Regions from separate parts of the Homo sapiens genome. Here region 2 is linked to region 1. Evidence: read pairs that join two places in POLR2A ChIA-PET (ENCODE). Cell type or tissue: MCF 10A. All regions are shown on one strand. Region 1 overlaps KIF21A (kinesin family member 21A). Region 2 has its middle 47 kb from the start of KIF21A.

Evidence for each region. Peaks named below come from ENCODE experiments on the same cell type or tissue, not always from the same donor. Only the 100,000 strongest peaks of a DNase experiment are listed, where the experiment ranks them.
Region 2: POLR2A ChIA-PET joins it to region 1 with 7 read pairs; 4 of 35 experiments call an interaction of 5 or more read pairs at or near these places.

What each region holds. Positions count from the first base shown.
Region 1 is chr12:39,424,225-39,429,224 of GRCh38, reverse strand. The region is part of intron 1 of KIF21A (kinesin family member 21A); the gene reads left to right. Among named protein-coding and RNA genes, the nearest start is that of KIF21A, 16 kb to the left of the region's middle. In MCF 10A, no CTCF peak of the experiment used is centred here; a DNase peak (open chromatin) is centred at 2,174.
Region 2 is chr12:39,488,103-39,493,102 of GRCh38, reverse strand. No RefSeq gene overlaps it. Among named protein-coding and RNA genes, the nearest start is that of KIF21A, 47 kb to the right of the region's middle. In MCF 10A, no CTCF peak of the experiment used is centred here; a DNase peak (open chromatin) is centred at 1,992.

The DNA of each region.
Region 1 (5,000 bases):
TTTTCTGTTTATCTTTGACATGGGGGATACTTATTTATTTCTAGTTGGTTAGCAGGCAAGGTGAGCTCTTTGGCATATTAATCCTTAAACCTCTTAAATATATTGCTTAATATGTCATTAATCTGAGCACACCTCTACTTATACCAACAAGGTTTTTACTAAGACCCCATAATTGATCACACACACACATACTTTATATTTAAACTATAAGTGAACATCTCATTTCCATGTGTCATGTCTAATTTGAAGTCCTTTTTTTTTTTTTTTTGAGACGGAGTCTCTCTCTGTCACCAGGCTGGAGTGCAGTGACAACATCCCGGCTCACTGCAACCTCTGACTCCCCGGTTCAAGTGATTCTCCTGCCTCAGCCTCCCGAGTAGCTAGGATTACAGGCATACGCCACCACGTCCAGCTAATTTTTGTATTTTTAGTAGAGCCAGGGTTTCACCATGTTGGCCAGGATGGTTTCGATCTCCTGACCTCATGATCCGCCCACCTCGGCCTCCCAAAGTGCTGGGATTACAGGTGTGAGCCACGGTAATTTGAAGTCATTTTTAAAGATTGACTGAAGTGACAGTTCCTTTGCTAACTTAGCAAAGACATTTGATTAATTTTACTTTTCCTCTTTGTAGTTATGAGACAAGTCACATTGCATATTATAAAAATTTTAATTACCATGGTTAAATAAGAAAAATCAATTAACAATTATTTGTGACTCTGTTTTTTCTAAGGATCTTACTCAATAATTGGGTCTTGATTGTTGACACAATAATAGCCACTGAAACCTTTGACTAGATAACTAGTTTTGTTTGGGTTGAAAAACAAGTTTCTGAGAGATAAGGTATCAACAAATGAGGTCTGAAACTTAAATGATCCTGAAAACAACCTTCACTTTTTAAGACAAACCTTTTTAGAAAGCAAACTTGATTGAATTGTTAAAACAAATACCTTTTGAGTCCTTCACAAAAGTTGGTTTACTGTGAAATGAAATACTGTCAGATGGACCTAGAATATTTGTGGTAGACAGTTAAGTGGACTATTGAGGATGACTAAGAAAGCCCTATTTGCTGTCTTTGACAAGGAAGAATCATCCACATATAAGCTATTAGGATAATGAACACAATAGTAGGACTAGACTAAGAATGAACATTCTTCAAAATCATCCCTACCCATACTGCACAGCAGAGGCTTATATATTTGAATTGTTTTCTGTGCCTTGTGATGAGAACCATGTTCTCTGTTTACCTTTAGAAAGAAAAAGATGTGGCTGGGCGCGGGTGGCTCATGCTTGTAATCTCAGCACTTTGGGAGGCTGAGGCAGCTGGATCATCTGAGGTCAGGAGCTTGAGATCAGCCTGGCCAACATGGTGAAACCCCATCTCTATTAACAATACAAAAATTAGCTGGGTGTGGTGGCAGGCACCTGTAATCTCAGCTACTCAGGAGGCTGAGACAGGAGAATTGCTTGAACCCAGGAAGTGGAGGTTGCAGTGAGCCCAGGCTGTGCCACTGCACTCCAGACTGGGCAACAGAGAGAGACCGTCTCAAACAAACAAACAAAAAAGATGCAATAGCAGTCATCTTTGTGGTTTGTGGTTTTCTTTTCTTTTGGACTATCAAATATGTTTATTTGCACATTGCATAATTTTCTTTTTACTATTGAATATTTTAAAATGAACTTTGATGATGAAAAGTAATGCTGTTGGACTTTGAGTTCAAATCCCTTCTGTTTCACTGACTTCCTTTGAGGTAGTAGCGGTGTAAAAGTAACCCTGTGAAAAATAACGTTACCCCTCTCTATGAGTCAGGTCCTTTTGTGTGTAAAGTAGATAATACTACTGTTGAGTATATTACAGGCATTTTGGAAAGTACAGCTAGTAAAAATGTAAAAAGAAAGCTATTGCTCCAAGTTCATTGTAGGCACAGCAGAAGTTACTAAAGTATTCCGATATCTAAAGAAACAAAATTTTTAAGGATAATAAGTAACTTCCATCCCTGACCATTCCAATTTATTTCAGCTCAGATCCATTCCATGTGTTTTAATTTAGTTCAGTTCCGTTTATTAGTTACTGAGCCCCACTAGATCAAGTGCACTCAACATAGTTTGATGGGGAAATGCAAGATGATTCAGATAGGGGTTTTGCCCTCAGTCCAGCTGGGAGAGCCTTGCATGTCTACACAAGACCTGATGGCTCTCCCATGAAACATGCCAAAAATGAAGTATGAACACATTATGTGTAAGCTATTAGTTTGCCCCTCCAGCCACTATAATCACATTAGCTACTTTCTCAGACAGTAAAACGATTTCTTAATTTTCTTTCTTTTCTTTTTTTTTTTTTTTTTAACAGAGTCTCACTCTGTCACCCAGGCTGGAATGCAGTGGTGTGATCTCACCTCACTGTAATCTGTGCCTGCTGGGTTCAGGCAATCCTTGTGCCTCAGCCTCCCAAGTAGCTGGGATTACCAGCATCCACCACCATGCCCAGCTATTTTTTTTTTTTTTTTTGTATTTTTAGTAGAGATGGGGTTTCACCATGTTGGCCAGGCTGGTCTCAAACTCCTGGCTTCAAGTGATCTGCCCACCTCGGCCTCACAAAGTGCTGGGATTACAGGCGTGAGCCACCGTGCCCGGCCTTAATTTCCAAAATAGTAATGTAAATGCTTCTTAATAATGATATAAGTCCCATGACATCTGGTCTTTGCCTTATCTTTGACATAGCCTCCTTGGTTTATTTGCTTTCTCTTCTCTAATGCTTTTTTAATTTCCATGCTCATTCCATTTTTAAAAATACCTCTCCATGAATTTATTCCTATTTTCATCACATATGTTAAATGCAAATATTTATTGACGACTGTTCATCCACACATACAAGGATATGAGTACACGCATACATGCGTGTACATGTGTGTATACTCACACATATTCGCAACATCCTTTTCTCACACAGTTAGTTAATAACATCCATTTAGAGTGGACAGCTTGAATTTTAGTGAGGTAGAAAGCTTTTATGGAAATTTCTTAAAATATTCCAATTCTAAAAATATTTTGAATACAATTTAAGACTCCTTTGTTAACTGCTTATTTTTTTTCGTATGTTTCCATTTCATCAATCTCAGTGTCTTGTGGGTACCAGCCAGTTTTGTCTTGGTAGACCGATTACCTGTTTTATCATTCAAAGACCCAAAGACCCAAGGCAGGGTAAACATTTATTATTGGTGGAGTTTTGCTGTTGAATCTTGCATAGATTTCTAGATGTCCTTGACAGCTCCATTTTTTTTTTTTTTTTTTTTTAGTTTCTAATCTTACTTCTGTTAGATGTATCTTTCAGAGTAGCTAGCTCTTGTTATAAGGAAGCGGCAGAAACATGATTTCCTGAGGAAAATGGGCTCTGACATTAGGAGACTTGCTTGAACCTGACTCCTTTCCTAGTTTTTAACCTTGGGTGGATTCTTTAATCTGCCTAAGCCTCTGTTCCCTCATCTGTAAAAGGATATTGATAATATATGCCTCAAAAAATTATTCTCTTTTAAGGACGCCTTTCCTAATTCTATCATATTCTCAACACTTATAACCCCTCCATGTATATAATTTATATTATATGACAGTAAGTTTATTCATAGATTGCTTTGTAAACAGTTATCTTTAGTATCTTGGGCTTATGTTGGTTTTTTATTCCTCCTCCAATTCATTGTGAATTACTCAAAAGCAAGGATAGGCTCTTTTATTTCTTGTTTGTCCTCTGTCTGGATGCTTAATACATCAGCAGGCACATAGCTCTGGTCTTTAACATCAGAGGTGAAAAATATAATTTACTTCGGATTATTCTTACGGAGACTTTATTCAGTCTGTCAAAAACCATTTGACTGCCACTGGTGTGCCTGGAAGGGAGTTCTGGGTATTGAGGGTACAGATGTGAGCAAGACAAGAGCTTTAATTCTCAAGGAGCTGAGCATTGGGTGAGGATAGAGACAATAAATATTTTTTTTTAAATCCAGATATTGATATATACTATGGAGAGGGTAAAACAATATGCTTGATAGTAGTTGTCCTTGGTTGGGAGGAGTCATTTGAGTTGAGACCTGAATATTGGAAAATGAGCCATGAGAAGACCTGAGAGAACAGCATTCCAGCAAAAGCAAGTGAAAAAGGGCTAAGAAATAAACTGGCCTGTTAGTGGACAGGTGAGAAGGACAGTATAGCCAGATATAGAAAATAGAACCGAGGGTGAAGATAGGTAAGATCGGAGAGGTAGGTAGAGAGGTAAGATCATTAAGGGCCTTATAGGTCTGGGTGGAAATTTTAGACTTCGCTTTTAGTGAGAAATCTTTAGAGAGCTTCAAGTAGAGATGTGACATGATCTAATATGCATTTCAGAAAGATAACTCTTGTTGCTCGGTACAAGGTGGACTGTATTATAAGAGGTGAAAATGTAGGAGATGAGTGAGAAAGCAGTTATTATGTTCCAGGAGTGACATAAAGGTGGCTTGGGCTAAAAAAATAACAGTACAAATGGTGAAACGTAGATTTGGGGAGATAGAGCTGTTAGGACTTGCTGGCAAAGGGTGTGATGAAAAGAAAAGGATCAAGTAGATTCTTAGGCTTGGGGCTTTGAGGTGAAATTGATTTTTTGGGGGTGAGATTAATAGTTCTATATTGTCTGTGTTGAAATTGTTGTGCATATTGGACATTCTAATAAAGATGTCAAGTCAGTTATTTAATCTATGAGTTTGGATCACAGGGAAGATGTCTGGTCTGAAGATAAACTTTTGAGAGTCAACAGCATTTAGATGTTTGCAGCCATGGCTTTGGATGCATTCATCCATGAAGAGGGAAAATTTAGAGAAGACTTATGGGGAAAGAGCTCTGGAACACTAATATTTATAGGCCAAGAAGAGAAGATCTAGTCAAGGATACTGGAGAAGAGCGGTTAGTAGTAGTGAGGTAGGAGAAAGCAGTGAGAGTATGTTGTCCTAAAAGTTGACTTTAGATGTTGCTGAGA
Region 2 (5,000 bases), 64 kb before region 1:
AAGTTGGATAATTATTACCTAGTTTATTTCTGAGCAGGCAACCCACTCCGTAAATATGAAATGGTTAAGCAACATGGACACAGTGCTGTTTCTGTAGGAAAGCTAGGAGTGAGTGCAGTTGTTGGTTGACTTGCCCTTCTTAAGCAGCATGCCAGGCTTCCCTTTTCCACAGTTAAAGTCAATGGAGAATTGTCTGTGAGTGTGCGGATGCATCATATCTCAGTACAGGAAGGTGCTCTTGTCTCTGGTCAAATTTTCACTAAGGTATTGTTGAAACCCCAAAGAAGAGGAACTCAATCAATGGAAGTCTTCTTTCAGTGTCACAAAGAGCTGGTAATCTAGCTTGTTGGCTTCCACATCCAGATTTGCCAATTATTTGCTCTGTGATAAAACACTTAGCCCTCATTTCAGCTGTCTAAAATAAGGAAGCTCTGCTGCAAGGATGGTAGTAGGTTTAATTCATCTTAAGGAGCTCCGAAATCCCTGTCTACATGGTTAAAGAAATAATACATTAAGGATTCTGGTCTTCTAGAAAGGGAAAAATAGGCTGGAAAAGTCTTACTGTAATGAACACATGCCACAAATGTGATTAACTAAGGGTTACTTGCAAAAATTAAAGAAGAAGGTAAATTAGCTTAGAAAGTAACCCTGACAAAATATAACCACCCAATAGTCAGCATTGTTTTGGTCATTTGAAATGTGAGAAACTGTCAGTAACTGAAGAATTGGAAGGAGGGAGTAACATGTTGTTTGAAGGGAAATAATATAAGTAATGCCACTTATTCAGAACTTACTATATTTTAGGCATTTTCTGGGACCAGTGTATACATATTATTTTATGTAATCGTTAACAACACCCTTGAAAGGTGGGTGCTACTTTCTGAACCAATGAGCACTACGAGTTTCCCTAACTTGCCCAAGTTGATGAGCTATTAAGGGGCAGAGTCAGCATTTAAACCCAGGTGTACTGTGACTCTGAACCTATGGTTGTCACTCTAGGTTACAGGGGGATGAGCTAGACTGAGTTTCAGTACTATTCCAACAGGAGGACTTGCCTGATAGTGGCTATGCACAAAGAAGATAATTAATTCCCTGGAAGCTTTATCCAGTGAGATTTTGCTTTTCTCTTAGGATGAACTAATAAGAAGCTGTTCATAAGTGGAGAGCCCTAGAAAATTCCAAAAGACAGAGAGTCATTTCGGGGAAAATACTGGACTTTATATGAACAATCCTAAGAAATAAGATGGAACTCATTTGATGGCTAATGTTGCACAAACTGCTTATGAGGAACAAAATTATATTTACCACAGTCACTGGAAGAAGATGGTTGTTAGTTTACTGTACAATAAAAAAGTTACCAGTGATGATTTAAAAACATACAGGTATTTCTTAGTGTCCGTATGTTTTATGCTATGTCTTACTTTACAGTAGGGGTCTTAAGCTATAGTCCCAAAATGAGTAACTGACATTTCATTGAGTGAAATTAATTCCACTTTGTTGTAGTATTTTTAAAAACTTAAGTGCAATAAATTTTTACTAAATGACAATTTTCCTAGAAGAAATTCTGAAAACTTTTTTTACATATTTAAAAAAAATGGATAAATATTATAATATCAAAAAAGAAATATGGAACTGAATAACTTTCTGGCATGAGAGCAATTGTTTGGAAAGCACATCCTTTATTATATTACAGATGGAGGAGGAAAGTGTTCTTAAATAAAAGTCATTTTTTAACGTTAAATAATTAACAATCAGTGTTAGGTTGTAGAAGGAGCAGGATACCTGGGTTTTAGTTCCAGTTCTTTCACCAACTACATCTTGGATTAGTTGCAAAAACAAAGGGGTTGAACTTAATGATCTCAAGTGTCTTGTGCAGCTCAAAATTCAATATGTCTATATTGCCTAAGAGCAAGATGAATAGCTCACAAAATATTTTCTCAAGCAAGGGTAGAATCATTATGGCTTTGAGTCATTGAAATGTTCCCTGGACAAGCTACTCTGGAGGTACCATATGAGAAGATCTTTCCTTGGCTCAGTGTGTAGAGATGATGTAATGTTTTAAAAGGCCCCACCTTGTTTGGTGAAATCACTCTATCAGTGGAGTACTGGCCTGACAGCTCTGAGAAGAGTTGCCAAAGTGGGCTGCAATGTGAGGTTTTAAAGTTCTATTATCATGCTGCATGAGGAATTTGGAAAAATCAACATTCCAATATATTTAGAATGAAAAATATTACTATCTACCCCCATTTATGACACTTACTATGGCAGGATCTGTTCTGTGTAAAACATGCAATCGAGCAGATAAAGTTATATAAGCTTATGAAGGAACTTCATCAAGGAAGAGAGAAGTCCCAACAATCTCACTACCCTTATCATCTGGATTTACACAATGAGTTTCTTTAGGGAAACCATCTTGAAGCTTCTTCCAAGTCATGTGGAAAGGTTGGCACTTAGCCATGGTTAAAGAATCACCAAGGTTTTCTATGTGGGTGGGGGAAATTGCTTTGCTACACAAACAACAGGAATATTCTCTCAATGTAATAATAGGGTAAACAGAAGTAAATAAGCTTCTCACTTCTCTGGCACTCCCTCTGTTTCTTCCCGATTATCTCTTTTTCTTACCTGTATTGTTTTGAAAACCAAGAGGTATATGAAAGAGCAACAGATCAAAGAGACACATAAGTGTCCTTGCTTGACTTTTGCTCAAACTTTGATTTTTTCTCTTTGAAGTCATAAGCCAGTTTTTTCCCTTTTAAGGATTTGGGCAGTTAATTTTTAGTTTAGAAAACTAGATCAGGTGATCATCATTTATGGTTCACAGGCCAAATATATTGTATATTTCCTAACTTCACCACCCCCAATAAATTAGAAAAACATGGGGCATATTTATCCTTGCAATAGCTATCTGTAGATCATAAACACAGTTCATATACCAAGTACTATGCTAGGTACTGAGGGTACAAAGCCTAGAAAAATGATTATGGATCTTATAGTTAAATCAAAATCAATGAATAATGGATGTGGATATAAGGCTGATTTTTCTTCAACAACCCAATCAAAACATAAACATTCAAATATACATTATTCTCTTTCACATGATTACTGTATATCATCAGGCTCAATTAGTTAATCTATTGAGGTCACCACTACAAATAATTTTCAAAAAGCTGTTTTGATAATAGCCTTCAAAATTGGCATTACATTTTAAAACGTTTACGATTCATCAAAACTTCACCCTTTGAATGTAAGTTTAATTTTGGGGGTAAAGCTGAAGCCATTGAGCCTAGTGTTATAAATAAGGATTGCTTGTAATAAGGATTGTAGTAAGTCAAACTGAGCTATGTCTCTAAAGTAATAAGACTAATTCTGATATGAGACTTGTGGAAAGTAGAGGAGTGATGATCGGGGAGGCATGTTGCAACAGTAGTTTGCTTGGTTAACTATCCTGAAAGGCTGATCACCTAGATCGCTAACTGAGGGTACAGGTGATTTGAGTAATTTGCTTATTGTGAACTCAGTAGAACAAATAGTAGAATCCATAGTAGAGCTTTTATGTGAGGATGTACTCACTGAGATGGAGCAATCACAGCTTGTCTAGGCTGGACTAACCAAAATGGCAGGTTTTTTTTTAAAATTTTATTATTATTATACTTTAAGTTTTAGGGTACATGTGCACAACATGCAGGTTTGTTACATACGTATACATGTACCATGTTGGTGTGCTGCACCCATTAACTCATCATTTAGCATTAGGTATATCTCCTAATGCTATCCCTCCCCACTCCCCCCAACCCACAACAGGCCTCGGTGTATGATGTTCCCCTTCCTGTGTCCATGTGTTCTCATTGTTCAATTCCCACCTATGAGTGAGAACATGCAGTGTTTGGTTTTTTGTCCTTGCTATAGTTTGCTGAGAATGATGGTTTCCAGCTTCATCCATGTCCCTACAAAGGACATGAACTCATCATTTTTATGGCTGCATAGTATTCCACGGTGGATATGTGCCACATTTTCTTAATCCAGTCTATCATTGTTGGACATTTGGGTTGGTTCCAAGTGTTTGCTATTGTGAATAGTGCCGCAATAAACATACGTGTGCATGTGTCTTTATAGCAGCACGATTTATAATCATATGGGTATATATCCAGTAATGGGATTGCTGGGTCAAATGGTATTTCTAGTTCTAGATCCCTGAGGAATCGCCATACTGACTTCCACAATGGTTGAACTAGTTTACAGTCCCACCAGCAGTGTAAAAGTGTTCCTATTTCTCCACATCCTCTCCAGCATCTGTTGTTTCCTGACTTTTTAATAATTGCCATTCTAACTGGCATGAGATGGTATCTCATTGTGGTTTTCACTTGCATTTCTCTGATGGCCAGTGATGATGAGCATTTTTTCATGTGTCTGTTGGCTACATAAATGTCTTATTTTGAGAAGTGTCTGTTCATATCCTTTGCCCACTTTTTGATGGGGTTGTTTGTTTTTTTCTTGTAAATTTGTTGGAGTTCATTGTAGATTCTGGATATTAGCCCTTTGTCAGATGAGTAGGTTGCAAAAATTTTCTCCCATTCTGTAGGTTGCCTGTTCACTCTGATGGTAGTTTCTTTTGCTGTGCAGAAGCTCTTTAGTTTAATTAGATCCCATTTGTCAATTTTGGCTTTTGTTGCCATTGCTTTTGGTGTTTTAGACATGAAGTCCTTGCCCATGCCCATGTCCTGAATGGTATTGCCTAGGTTTTCTTCTAGGGTTTTTATGGTTTTAGGTCTAACGTTTAAGTCTTTAATCCATCTTGAATTAATTTTTGTATAAGGTGTAAGGAAGGGATCCAGTTTCAGCTTTCTACATATGGCTAGCCAGTTTTCCCAGCACCATTTATTAAATAGGGAATCCTTTCTCCATTGCTTGTTTTTCTCAGGTTTGTCAAACATCAGATAGTTGTAGATATGCGGCATTATTTCTGAGGGCTCTGTTCTGTTCCATTGATCTATATCTCTGTA